3 separate regions of the Homo sapiens genome follow, and all the other regions are linked to region 3. Evidence: read pairs that join two places in POLR2A ChIA-PET (ENCODE). Cell type or tissue: PC-9. All regions are shown on one strand. Links, peaks and the distances in the headings refer to the core of each region. The heading gives the core; the rest is flanking DNA.

The links. ChIA-PET counts read pairs that join two places held together with the same protein. Peaks named below come from ENCODE experiments on the same cell type or tissue, not always from the same donor. Only the 100,000 strongest peaks of a DNase experiment are listed, where the experiment ranks them.
Region 1: POLR2A ChIA-PET joins it to region 3 with 6 read pairs; 2 of 35 experiments call an interaction of 5 or more read pairs at or near these places.
Region 2: POLR2A ChIA-PET joins it to region 3 with 5 read pairs; 2 of 35 experiments call an interaction of 5 or more read pairs at or near these places.

What each region holds. Positions count from the first base shown.
Region 1 is chr9:109,770,822-109,775,329 of GRCh38, forward strand. PALM2AKAP2-AS1 (PALM2AKAP2 antisense RNA 1) reads right to left here and starts at 1,450. Exons shown (of 3, transcript NR_171891.1): 1 at 1,154-1,450. It also overlaps a transcript of PALM2AKAP2 not described here. In PC-9, for the core only: no CTCF peak of the experiment used is centred there; no DNase peak of the experiment used is centred there.
Region 2 is chr9:110,074,888-110,079,395 of GRCh38, forward strand. The region is part of intron 7 of PALM2AKAP2 (PALM2 and AKAP2 fusion); the gene reads left to right. Among named protein-coding and RNA genes, the nearest start is that of C9orf152, 130 kb to the right of the region's middle. In PC-9, for the core only: no CTCF peak of the experiment used is centred there; a DNase peak (open chromatin) is centred at 2,164.
Region 3 is chr9:110,013,626-110,018,133 of GRCh38, forward strand. It overlaps PALM2AKAP2 (PALM2 and AKAP2 fusion), which reads left to right. Exons shown (of 11, transcript NM_007203.5): 7 at 2,329-2,414. Among named protein-coding and RNA genes, the nearest start is that of C9orf152, 190 kb to the right of the region's middle. In PC-9, for the core only: no CTCF peak of the experiment used is centred there; a DNase peak (open chromatin) is centred at 2,306; H3K27ac peaks cover 1,411 bases.

The sequences.
Region 1 (4,508 bases), core at 732-3,231, 240 kb before region 3:
TCATAATTAGAAAATAGAATTCATTGAGCATCTGCAATATGCCAGGAGCTTTGTATACATTATCTCATTTGTTTGTCACAATAATCTTATGAAATGAATACTATTGTATTTCCCATTTTACAGACAGCATAGCTTAAACTCAGAGAAGTCAAGTACAATTCTCAAGGTCATTAAGTGGTAAGAACTGGAAGATAAGGTCAGGTTTGTCCAATCTATGCTTCCTCCCAACTTAAGTAGCTTCATCACATGCAAACAATGATCATGGTGGCTTATGGGACACCAATTAATCTGACAAGAGCTCCTTCGAGGCTGTGACTTTATAATTTTTAGAATTAACTGAAAGAGTGGCAAGTTGAGCATTCAATTTGCAAGTCATGCTATGTTTGGAATTAGGAGGGATAACCCCTTTTCCTTCCCAAAGGGACTGACAAGCATACCAAGAGGGGGTGGGATTTCTGGAACTCTGTGAAGTTAACAAGAAGGGACTTGGAAAGTTAGAAGAAGGAGGGGGAGCTGCATTCCAAGCATAGCTCATGGTATGAGAAAGCACCAAATTTGGAATGGGACGAACAGATGAAGAAGGTGTCAAGTTCTCTGGGGAGGAGTGGAGGGTACTAGACACCAAATACAGGGTAAAACTCTGGCAAGATGCTGTGGTGACTTATCTGAGCCTAAAACAAAGGAGAACCATCCCAGAATCCTAGAAATCTCCCTTCCCCCAAATCAATGAAGGGAAGTTTCATAATGATGGACAGAGTCCCAGATGGAAATTGACTACCTGTTCTACAGAAAGGTCTTCAATTCTAACAGAGAACTCTCTGATCGCAGGAAAAGCTATCTCAATTTCAATGACTTGTCCACTGACAGAAAATAGTGTAAGAAGGGCTCACTCTGGGGGAGTGAGAAGTAAGGCATTAGAGGAGGAAAGATGATAACTGAGTGGGAAGAAAGAAAATCATGAAGGACCAACAGGAGGCACCTGGGTCGCAGCCCAGGGAGCATTAATGATCCTACCTCCAGTTTTAGGGGCACAATACTTAATCCGACCCAGAAGGTGGAATGCAACAACCTCCCTCTCCTCCCCTCCCACCCCAGAGGCATTACCGCAGCAGATAAACAACTGGCATGACCCTCCAATAGAAAGCAAGATCACCTTTGCAGCAGAAGTGGCCCTGCCAGCTGCCCTTCTTCTTTCCGTGGGGACAGACACTGTTTTCCCTGGGGAGGCCAGAGAGCTGCTGAGTCTTCATTTCCTGAAGGGTTGGGCCAGATTTGGGAGCTCATGGGAGTTATAGAACTGCTTTTTCTAATTTACAAGTTCTAAAGTCTTGTTCCTGGTCACTTCCTTCTCAAAAGCGAAGGGCGCAGAGGCTCCTGTGGAAACACCTTCCCTTGTGAAGTCTGCACAGAGTCCTCACAGAGCCTCTGGAGTGGCTACCTTCCATGTGCTGGCTACCACCGTCTTCTTCCAGGGAACTCCACAAGGCTCCTGGCTCCCAGTCAAGCAGCCGCCTTTGTGTCTGTTCTTTTTCCACCCCCACCTCCCCAAGTATGCCTTCTCTAGTGGGATAAATTTAGCTCTGAATGAATGCAGAAAGAAGAACACATTAAAGTAAACACAGACCAAACAGCATTCAAATATAGGTTTGGCACACACACACAACTGACAAAAGATCCAAGTTTTTCTGTTTCCTTCTCTTCTGCTTATCTCTGTTTCTCCCATCTCATCCTCTGACTGCTACACTCTTTTCTGCGTGTATTTAAGCTAATTAGATATGTAGATCAGAATGTGGGGCTGTTGGTCTTCAAACCCCATGAAGGGGAAATCACTGGAGTGACTGAGAAACATCAAGGAGTGAATGAGAGCCCCAGGTGGTGCTGGCATTTTCATTTACTGGCTTGATCATCTTAGAAACCCTTCCAAAAACTTGAAAGCATATTTTATCTTATGTGTTAGCACAACCTTTTCTCCCGGTGCACTGAGTCTACAGTGGCTATAGAATGTTGCAAGGTCGGGCCGGGTGTAGTGGTTCATGCCTGTAATCCCAGCACTTTGGGAGGCCGAAGCGGGCGGATCACGAGGTCAGGAGATGGAGACCATCCTGGCTAACACGGTGAAACCCCATCTCTACTAAAAAGACAAAAAATTAGCCGGGTGTGGTGGCGGGCGCCTGTAGTCCTAGCTACTTGGGAGGCTAAGGCCGGAGAATGGCGTGAACCTGGAAGGCAGAGCTTGCAGTGAGCCAAGATCGTGCCACTGCACTCCAGTCTGGGTGACAGAGCAAGACTCCATCTCAAAAAAAAAAGAATGTTGCAAAGTCTTTTTTTTTTGATATGGGGTTCTCATTCTCTCATCCAGGTTGGAGTGCAGTGGCACGATCATGATTCACTGCAGCCTCGACCTCCTGGGTTTAAATGATCCTCCTGCCTCAGCCTCCTGAGTAGGTGGGACTACAACCATATGCTGCCACACCTGGCTAATTTAAATTTTTTTTTGTAGAGGTAGGGTCTCACTATGTTGCCCAGGCTGGTCTTGAACTCCTGGCCTCAAGCTATCCTCCCACTTCAGCCTCCCAAAGTGCTGGGATTGTGGGCATGAGTCACTGCACCTGGCCTGCAACACCTTCTAAACATCTTCCCACCAACCAGTCAGCATGTCCCTAAGCCCTACTTTTGAAGTATTTTATTTCACTGTAGTTCTTCACTCTCACAGCATTTGTAGTTCTCAGAGCACTTTCTCATTCACGAACTTTAAACTTATAAGAATCTAATGGGACTAGTTAGCTATCCCTGTTCCCAGTTTACAGATGGAAAACCTATTCCCATTTTACAAATAGAGAACCTCAGTTCAGAGCAGGCAAGTGACTTGTACAAAGTCACACAGCAAGTGGCAGAGTTAGGATTAGGACCTAGGATTGATACTTTGTCTTATGTTCATTCCACTCTACCATGAGCTGCTTTGGGGAAAGGCAGTTTGTCCGGGAGGCCCTGGCTGGGAGGGTCACACATTAGTAATGAGCAATTTTTGAGACTGGCTAGGATCCATTTAGTCAATATATGGAGGGTGTGCAAGGGGCAGTTGAGACCTCTGTCATTCCCAAAGGTGTCAGGCAGGCACAGCATCCATAGGTGGTAGGAGCTGAAGCTAGGCTTTCCCAATTTCATTATTCATTCCCCAGCCAGCAGGGTGGACAGGATTTAGTAGGCAGGCCACCATCCCTCCACTGCCAACCCCGCAGGAAATTTCTCTCTTGTCAGCAGTGCTGACTTGCAGAATGTACACGGCATTATTGAAACATGGTTAACAATGAAAGTGTTGATGGCCACGCTACCAAAAGGGATTCCAAGCTGACGGAGCACATCGTGGTCATTGTGCTAAGGTAAACCAGACTGGCCCCTAAGCTCTCTGAGAAACCAATGACCTGACTGTGTCTACTGGCATCAGATAACCAGGCTGGAGTAGAACCTGGCCTTCCCAAAGACTTTCTAGTTTGTAGCTAATTCATAGCCAAACCTAGAATTGTTTCTACCACAGAGCACCTTCAATATGTAGGCATGTAGCTCTCTTCCTAATACTCAAAAATTAAGCTGTTCTTCCCATATTTTCCTAGGATTTAATCTATCTCCTCTTAAATTTTTAAATTCCTTCTTATTTATAATTGTTAGATTGACCCACACTAAAAGATAAGACTGTAGATGTCTAAGAATCATTAAAAGCAGAGTCTAGTAAAGGTGTTTCTAGATAATAAATGACATAGGGCAGAATCCTCTTGTTTAAAAGATGGAAAATGAGAAGTACTGACTAATGGGAGGAATGTTAAGAATACCGATAGCTCAACCCTTAAAAAAAAAAAAGCCTACATAAAAGGGTGGATAAAATGAAGTCATTCACTTAAGTTGGTCCATGGCATTTTTCATGAAGCAATGATTGGGTTGAGTGATCAAGATTACCATTTCCAGAGCACCTACCATGGCCAATCACAAGCCTTTTACATCTGTTAACCTTATTTATTACAACATCCCTGTGAGAGGGCTGAGATTCCAACTTGTCTTCAGAGTTCCTGTCTTTTCTGTGTCATATCTACCTCCTACTTCCTAATCCTACTTTTCAAAACTTTTGTCATTAACAGGACTACCACTCTGGACCAACATCTGAATAACACAGTATTTAAACTTATCAGATATGACAACCCAATGAGACTGGACATCACATATTTTCATTTCCATCTTAATGTAAGGAAACTGTCATTCTAATCTATTATGTGATTTGTCCATACTACCACAACAAAATAAATGTAGAATGATCTCTAACCATTTGGCTCTAATTGATTCCCGTACACTCTCCTTATCTACCCAGTTTCCTCTAGGGACTCATGTTGATCAACTGACATTGCCAAAGCTAACCAAGAGAAAAGGAAGTCATCACAGTGAAATATTGATATTCATTTCTAGCCAGATTTCCAATTGCTCATTTTCAATCTGCTATGTAAAGACCTTAGCCACTATAT
Region 2 (4,508 bases), core at 732-3,231, 61 kb after region 3:
AGCTACTTGGGAGGCTGAGACAGGAGAATCTCTTGAACCCAGGAGGCAGATGTTGCAGTGAGCCAAGATTGTGCCACTGCACTCCAGCCTGAGCGACAGAGTGAGACTCCATCTCAAGAAAAAAAAGAAAAAGAAAAAGAAAAAAAAAAGTCACTGTAAGAGATGAATTAGAAGAATGTGTCTTGAATGCGGGCACAATTTATTTTTGTTGTCAATTGACAATCTTGAAAAAATTCTGGCCGAATGTCGGTGTGCCAGCTGTTTCATGCACCAGACCTGTAGTTCACCCCTACTCTTTTACCTGTAGTTCATCCCTACTCTTCTAAGGCTTGAATGGAAAATAATTTCTAATTTGTTGTAAAATTTACCAATTTGGTATTGCTGCTGTAAACAGGATTTTATCTAGGGTTTAGATGCCTTATCTTCAAATTCCACTATCAAGCTAGTACATAAAATTGTTTGAAAACTGAATCAGATGTTTATGTAATTCATAAAAACATATAATTTCCCTCTAATATTTCATTTTTCCTAATTATAAAAATAATGCATGCTTATTATAGAAATGTAGACATAAAAAACTATAAAAAGAAGAAAAGAAAACTCAATCCAAATCTTACCACTCAGAAATGACGTGCCACTGGTAACATTTAGACTTATTTCCTCCTAATATGTATATTTTAAACTGCCCTCATTCTCTTTTTTTCTTTCTTTCTTTTTTTTTAACCTCTATAGTCGCTCCTGTAAAAGCTGCCCCTATGCTTGTAACATTATTCTACAATGGACTTTTGGATCCTAATGTTTTTACTCACTTTAGCATAAGCATTTTCCCATGTAGCAAAATTTCAGATATTTTACCTTTTTATTTTAAAATAATTTTAAACTTAGAAAAGAGTTGCAAGAGTAGTACAAAGAATTTTTGTTTTCTCTTCACTAATTGTTAACATTTCTCATATTTGACATGTTATATAATTTATATATGTCTATATTATATACAGATGCATAATTTTTAATATTTTTTTCTGAACCTTCTAAAAATAAGTTGCAGATATCATGCCCCTTTATATTACTTTATATAGTCTCAAAAGTGTTAAAAAAATTCAGGAAATTTGACATTGATACAATACTATTACCTAATATAAACTTGGTTTTTCAAAATTTGCCAGTTTTTGCAAAGTGACCTCTAGCATTTTTTTACCCCAACACCAGGATCCAATCCTGGATCACACTTTGTATTTTGATATTGTCTCTTTATCACCCTCTAATCTGATAAAGCTCATCAGTCCTTTTTCTTTGTCTTTCATGACATTGACATTTGTAAAGAATATTTTTCCTTCCATGTGAATTAGTCTGGTTTCTACACGTGGTCCTTAATAGCTATAAAATATTCCACCGAATTTTACCTAGATAAATGCTTTATGTTGGTGATTTGATGGTTTCTAGTGTTTATCTTCATAAATAAGGCTGCAGTGAACATCCTTGTATTTATGTTTTATAAACATCCCTGGTTATTTTCTCTCTGATAGAATCCTGGAAATAAAATACTGGGTAAACTAGCATAGGTATATAGGCTCCTGAGGATATATAGGTATATCATATATATTCTACATATATATATATATATATAGGTATATATACCTCCAAAAGGATGCTTTTCAAAAGGATGAAACTGGCAAGAATAAAATCTCACTAGTTGCCAAATGAAACTTCATTTTTGAAACACAGGAGTATAAAATAAAAACTTACAGAATATATCCTATGTTATTATTTTTCAGTTATCTGTAATATTTTGGTCAGATGTGCTTTATTAAGTAAAAATATAGGGTCCCAAATCATGCACACATGATGTTTAGATGCATATGGAAGACCAGCTAGACAAGGCCACCTCCGAGTTTTGTGTGTTGAGCCACTTTTTATGGGTTACTTATTCATTTGAAATTGATCCTGGCATCTGTCAAGGTAACATTACAGTATCACTGCTTGGGGCTCCCTTTCACTTGCCTGTATGGATAGAGCTTTAATGTTTATTTCGTGGGCAATTCATAACCTGTAGCACATGAAGGAGGCTGTCACGCAATGTATACCACCCCTGTGGTAGGCCCAGGACCGGCGTTTGTCTCAAACAATTCCAGTAGGCCTTTTATTCAGTGAAGTGGATAGATTTGGTGGATACCACTCAGTGAGTCAGAGTTTTGGAATCAATGTTCTCCATAGCTCATAGCATAAGCTCTGGAGCCTGACAATCCTGGGTGTGATTCTCAGCTTAACTACTTGCTGTGTGACAACAAGCAAATCCCTTAACCTCTCTGAGCCTTGGTTCCTTTATCTGTAAAAGGAAGACTGTAGTCGTACTCCTCTAATAGGGCGATACCCTATTAGATGTGGATGAAATACAATAACAAATAGGAAGCCTTTAGCATGTTACTTGGCACATTGCAAGTACACATTCAGTGATAGCTTTCATAATTACTATAATAGTACATTCATTTCGAGGTTGTACATTGACAGTGAGCAAAACACTTTAACATCTTGTGACGTGGGCAAGTTCTCCCATTTGACAGATGAGAAACCTTAGACAGAAAGCGGGTTATATGAACTAACAAAGCCATGTGTCAGGTAAACGGTGAGGCTGGGCATTAATCTCACGTCTCTGACTCATGGGTCAGCGGGTCAGGGCTCTCTCTTCAGGATATCCAGTGACTGTTCCATAACTCGTTACCTGGAAGTCCAATGCTGTTTGGGCAAATTTTGAATAAACCCAGTGGTTCTCCTACAGATACATCTTGATTTAGAATAGGCATTAGCAAATGTTTTCTGCAAAGGGCCAGACAGAAAATATTGTAGGTCTTAGCCGAGTGCAGTGGCTCACGCCTGTAATCCCAGCACTTTGGGAGGCCGAGGTGGTCGGATCACGAGGTCAGGAGTTCGAGACCAGCCTGACCAACATGGTGAAACGCTGTCTCTACTAAAAATACAAAAATTAGCTGGGCGTGGTGGTGTACGCCTGTAATCCTAGCTACTCAGGAGGCTGAGACAGGAGAATCGCTTGAACCCAGGAGGCAGAGGTTTCAGTGAGCCGAGATCGCGCTACTGCACTCCAGCCTGGGTGACAGAGTGAGACTCAGTCTCAAAAAAAAAAAAAAAGAAAGAAAGAAAATACTGTAGGCCTTGCAGGCCATATGGTCTCTGTTATAACTACATTTCTCAACTTTGCTGCTCAAACTTGAAAACAGCCTTAGACAATATGTAAATGAATAGGCGTGGCTGTGTTATAATAAAACTATTTACTAGAACCAGCGGCGACCAGATTTGGCACATGGGCTGTCTTTATCAACCCCTGATTTAGACAGGGTGTATTCTGGCAGGGGGCACATGCATTTCATTATATTAGTTACATGACAACCTTCTTTTGAGTTCTTAGACATAGTGAAGAACACTCCAGAACCTTGAGTCTGGCATGTAGTAGGTATTTGGTCACTGTTTGCTGAATACAGGAAAGCTTCTCTGTCTATATTTTCCTATGGTGAATTTTTCTGAATTTATGTATTCTTATCTATTTTTAAATAACTGTTTTATTTTAGCACTTATGAATTTTTAAGTTTTGTTTTTGTTTCACATTGTTCTGAAAGGACATTAAAAGCAGATCGGGAAAAGAGCATTTAGCCCCAAATGTAGGTTTAAACATATTTTCAGATATTCTTAGTGTTTGTCGTGTATCAGTTTGTTATTTTATTTTCATTCTCTTGCACTGAGGGTAATTTCCAATAAAAACTCTGGAGAATTTAGACAGCTTTTGTTTTAATTAGGAAGCTATTTCACTTGCACTCTTGTACTACTGTTGACTCAAATAATTAACAGTAATGGCTGAATAATTTGTTCTTTAAAAGTAAACAACCTCCCTTTGTAATCTAGAAAAGAATCAGCTGGTGATACACATGGAGTGTTTGCTCCAAGAACATTTCTCATGGTGTGGAAAATGGCAGTGGTGGCCTCCTGGCTTTCAGGCTGAAATACATTTAGCTGATCTTTGTCGGCAAAGGTGTCCAACAATAGCAACTGCTTATGACAACTAATTTTAGGAAACGTGTGTAGTTAATTTGAAATATCGCCCTGGGCCGTTCAACCTTGGCTGAATAAGGATGTTTTCTTTTAAAATCAGTACTTTGCTTCCCTCAGTGATTATTCCCTATTAGCCTGCCAAGAAATATTATTTCCCTTTTGTATGATTTGATGAAGTACCTCAAAAATCTCCTGGTTATGGTCAACATTTCATCTGATAGGAAGCGAGTGTATCTTTCTGGTATACAGTGAGGCATGAGGACACACAGCTTATTTTAATCTTCAAGCTCGCCTGTAATCCTAGCACTTTGGGAGGCCGAGGTGGGTAGATCACCTGAGGTCAGGGGATTGAGACCAGCCTGGCCAACGTGGCGAAACCTCCACTCTACTAAAAATAAAAAAATTAGCCAAGCATGGCGGTGCATGCCTGTAATCCCAGCTACTCGGGAGGC
Region 3 (4,508 bases), core at 914-3,413:
GTCAGAGAGGACAACTATTTGCACCATGAATTGAATTATAGCCAAACAGGTCTTGAGTAATTCATTGTGCATATATCCTATGAAATGAAGCTCTCAAGGACCCAGAATGTAAACTTTAAAAAGTAACCAGTGTTAATACATTAAAATTTCATTAATTTCGTATTAATTTACTTAAAGCATCATGTAATTTCAAGTAATTATTAGTCATTCATCACCTTTTGTTCAGTTGATTCTTACTAGAAATGCTGGAGTATGGCAATCTTACACATCTCTGGGTTCTTGATTTAGCACAGAGGCTGGTAGAGTACATCTCATGGGACAAACTAGCTGTTTTTGTAAATAAAGTTTTATTGGAACATACTCATGCTCATTTGTTTCTATGTTGTCTGTAGCTGCTTTCACTCTACAAGGGCAGATTGAGAAGTTGCAACAGAAATGCTATGAACTCAAAGCCTAAAATATTTACTATGTGACGAGCAGAAGAAAGATGGCCAATCCTGATTTAACATAATGCTAGACAGTTGAAATTTTGGAATTTGGGTTATTCACACAGTTCTGGGATGAATATTGTTCTTGAGCTATCCTTAGATAACTATCTAAATACTTAGAGAAAAGTATTTTTTTAGGAAAATCAATAATGTAAACAAATATTACACAGATAATTTTAACCTCCTTAAGAAAATAATCTTTTTAATACATTAGGTTATGAGCACTTATTTCTAAACAGTTATTATACCAATCATAAAATTTGTATTTGCTTGTTAAAGGAGACTCTGAAAAACTCTATCAAATATTGCTTTATTAACCTTTAAGGAGATGATTATTCTTGCAATAAACCTACGGTTTTTAAAAATATACACTTGCCAGTTGGGCACAGTGGCTCACTCCTGTAATCCCAGCACTTTGGGAGGCTGAAGTGGGCACATCACGTGAGGTCAGGAGTTCGAGACCAGCCTGGACAACATGGTGAAACCCTGTCTCTACTAAAAATACAAAAATTAGCTGGGTGTGGTGGCACATACCTGTAATCTGAGCTACTTGGGAGGCTGAGGCCAGAGAATCACTTGAACCTGGGAGGTGGAGGTTGCACTGAGCCAAGATTGCACCACTGCATTCCAGCCTGGGCGACAGAGCGAGACTCTGTCCTCTGTCTCAAAAAAAAAAAAAAAAAAAAAAAAATGTATATATATATATATATATATATATATATATATATATATATATATACACACACACACATATATCTTGCCATTTCTTCAAACTTTTCACCAATGTAGATCATTTTAACTCTATTCACGTACATAACTGCATCTGAATTAGTACAATTTTACTATATTGTGTTTAAAGATATTTCAAAACACCACACTGGCCCCTGATCTTTTCTTTGATATTAGAAAAAACAAAATCTTGTGTCTTGCCGGATGTCCACTCTTGGAGACAATCGGGTAGCTTTAGAAGAAAGAAACATTAGCATTTCTAAAGACTTGGAGAGAGAACATGGGCAGATTTTAAAAGTGACGACACATTCTTAGTTATTTCCAGTAGATATATTGAGAACACAGAAAAATCTGGAGTCATATCTATTGGGTATTGAATTAGATGTGTGTATTTCTGTGTTCTGGGATTCACTTTAAAGCCCCAAATGAGTCTCAATATGAGGCCTGAACTGGAGAAGAAGAAGAGTTCGTGGAGAAGAACAGAAGGGTGGCTTACACCTGTAATCCCAACACTGGGAGGCCAAGGTGGGTGGATCACCGGAGGTCAGGAGTTCGAGACCAGCCTGGGCAACATGGTGAAATCCCCATCTCTACTAAAAATACAAAAATTAGTCAGGTGTGGTGGCGGGTGCCTGTAATCCCATAATCCCAGTTACTTGGGAGGCTGAGGCAGGAGAATTGCTGAGGCAGGAGGCGGAGGTTGCAGTGAGCCGAGATCATGCCATTGCACCCCAGCCTAGGCAACAAGAGTGCAACTTGGTCTCAATAAATAAATAAATAAACAAACAAATAAATAAAAATGAAAAGAAGAAGACGAAGAGTTCATCCCAGCCTCTTCTCCACCCTGGGCTAGGAATAGCTCTCTATAAGATATAGGATTTAGACAATGGATCCTAAATTGGAGATTAGGTAAAAACAAAAGAAGTGCTCCAGGACTACACTTCTGAAAGGAAGTTTTCCTAGCCCAGTAACTGCAAGATAGGTATAGAGCTATAGGTCATCATCAGCTCCCTTTACAAGTCACATGGGATTGTAATCTGAGCAATAACAACTGTGTATCCATGTCAGCTGAATGACTTGGCTCAAATGGCACTTCTTTTTTTTCTTTCAGGAGTCGGGTGGGAGAATGTGCTGCTAAAGGAAGGTGAGTCAGCCTCGAACGCCACAGAAACATCCGGCCCAGACATGACTATCAAGGTAAGGGATTCTCTTCAGGTTGATTCTCAAAGTGTATCTCTAGAGTAAAGGCAGCCGATGGCAGGTTTTTCTGGGGGCAAAATGAACACTACCAATCCACCTTGCTAGAGTTCTCTCTCTACTCACTGAGGTCTTAGGGAGGCAACCGTACATAAGATTTTCTGAAATTTGGGATCTGGTCTACAGCCGTACCACCCTGAATATGCCCGACCTCGTCTGAAACTTGGGATCTGGATTAGGAAACTGCTTGAAAACCAGAATCTAAGATGTGATTTCCAATGGGCCTGTCGTAGGGTCTTCAGTGAATATCTACACGTAAGCTATTTGTAAATGGTAACCCCAGTGGGCACAGTGGAGCAAATCTGAAAATTCTGATCTGAGAATTCAGGCCCCACTGTGCATTGTGAGGAAAGGTCAGAGAGGCATAAAGTAGCTTTGATCTTGGCTCAAGATTTCCACTGATGTCAGCAGGAAGGCAGCACATGGCCCACTCCAGCTGAAACACTAATGGCCAAAGGTTTACAAAATGAGTCATCTAGAAATCCACTTAACTATCACTGTTCAAATTAAATGCATCAATTTGTAAGCACTGGCCAGAATAAAGAATCTGTAGCAAAAGTTATCAGAGGTGCCACCATTTCCCCTCTGTTACGGGATTAAACACAAAGGAATGATCTTCCTCTCTTAGAACTCTGCTAACATATTAGTTAACAAAGGATGGGGGTGGGAGGGCTTTCTAACATTCTTGCTTGAATGATTATAATTTGAATATATGCTACTTATGAATTTTTCTTTGAAAAATAAGAAGTAATGTCTTATTTTATATAGAGCTGTAACTGGAGATATTTCTTTTTTTTTGAGACGGAGTCTCTCTCTTTTGCCCAGGCCGGAGTGCAGTGGTGCGATCTCGGCTCACTGCAAGCTCCGCCTCCCGGGTTCATGCCATTCTCCTGCCTCAGCCTCCTGAGTAGCTGGGACTACAGGCGCCAGCCACCGTGCCTGGCTAATTTTTTGTATTTTTAGTAGAGACGGGGTTTCACCGTGTTAGCCAGGATGGTCTCGATCTCCTGACCTCGAGATCCGCCTGCCTTGGCCTCCCAAAGTGCTGGGATTACAGGCATGAGCCAAACTGGAGATATTTCTCTCCTGGATCTATTAGTAGAAGTTGTACAAAAGAATATACAGCATGGATTTATTCAAGTTTTCTTTTGTAATGTGAAGGCTAAACTTGTGTTGTCTATGTTACAAATGGTAGAGAAAGCAAGCAAATGTTACCATAGTAAAGCTAAATGAAAGATAGGATAGTAGCCTGATTAGTCAAAAAGTCAACTAATCTAAGTGGTAACTATCCAGTGCTGAAAGAACTATCACTACGTTTAGCAGAATTTGTAAGACAATAATATAAATTGCAATGACATGTTGGTGTTTTATTGGCTATTATTGCAATGATTGACAAGTTTCAGTCTATGACCACATTGGACGAAGGGGAATGGGTGCCAATAGTAAAACCTGTTGGATTTAGATTTGTTATCTCAAAATCTGTTATCATCTGGAGAATTAGTTTTTGAGAAGAGTTGCTAGTGGGAGAGAAGACAGCATGTTGCCAGTGTAGCTGCAGATGTGGTACAGACAGACATTCAAGTAGTCAGAAAGACTGGAGTTTGCTTTTATAAAGCAAACGGCATATTCCTTTTTTTTTTTTTTTTTAAGACGGAGTCTTGCTGTGTCGCCAGGCTGGAGTGCAGTAGCGCAGACTTGGCTCACTGCAACATCCGCCTCCTGGGTTCAAGCAATTATCCTGCCTCAGCCTCCCGAGTAGCTGGGACTACAGGTGCTGGACACAATGCCCGGCTAGTTTTTGTATTTTCAGTAGAGACGGGGTTTCACCATGTTGGCCAGGTTGGTCTCCATCTCTTGACCTCATGGTCCGCCTGCCTCAGCCTCCCAAAGTGCTGGGATTACAGGCGTGAGTCACCGCTCCAGGCCACAAATGGCATATTCTAATAGAAGCAAGTCTTGTCCAAATCCCATTTGATAAGATTGCTACTTAACCAGGCTACTCATCCATGGTACCAGGATCTTGACTGAAGTTGT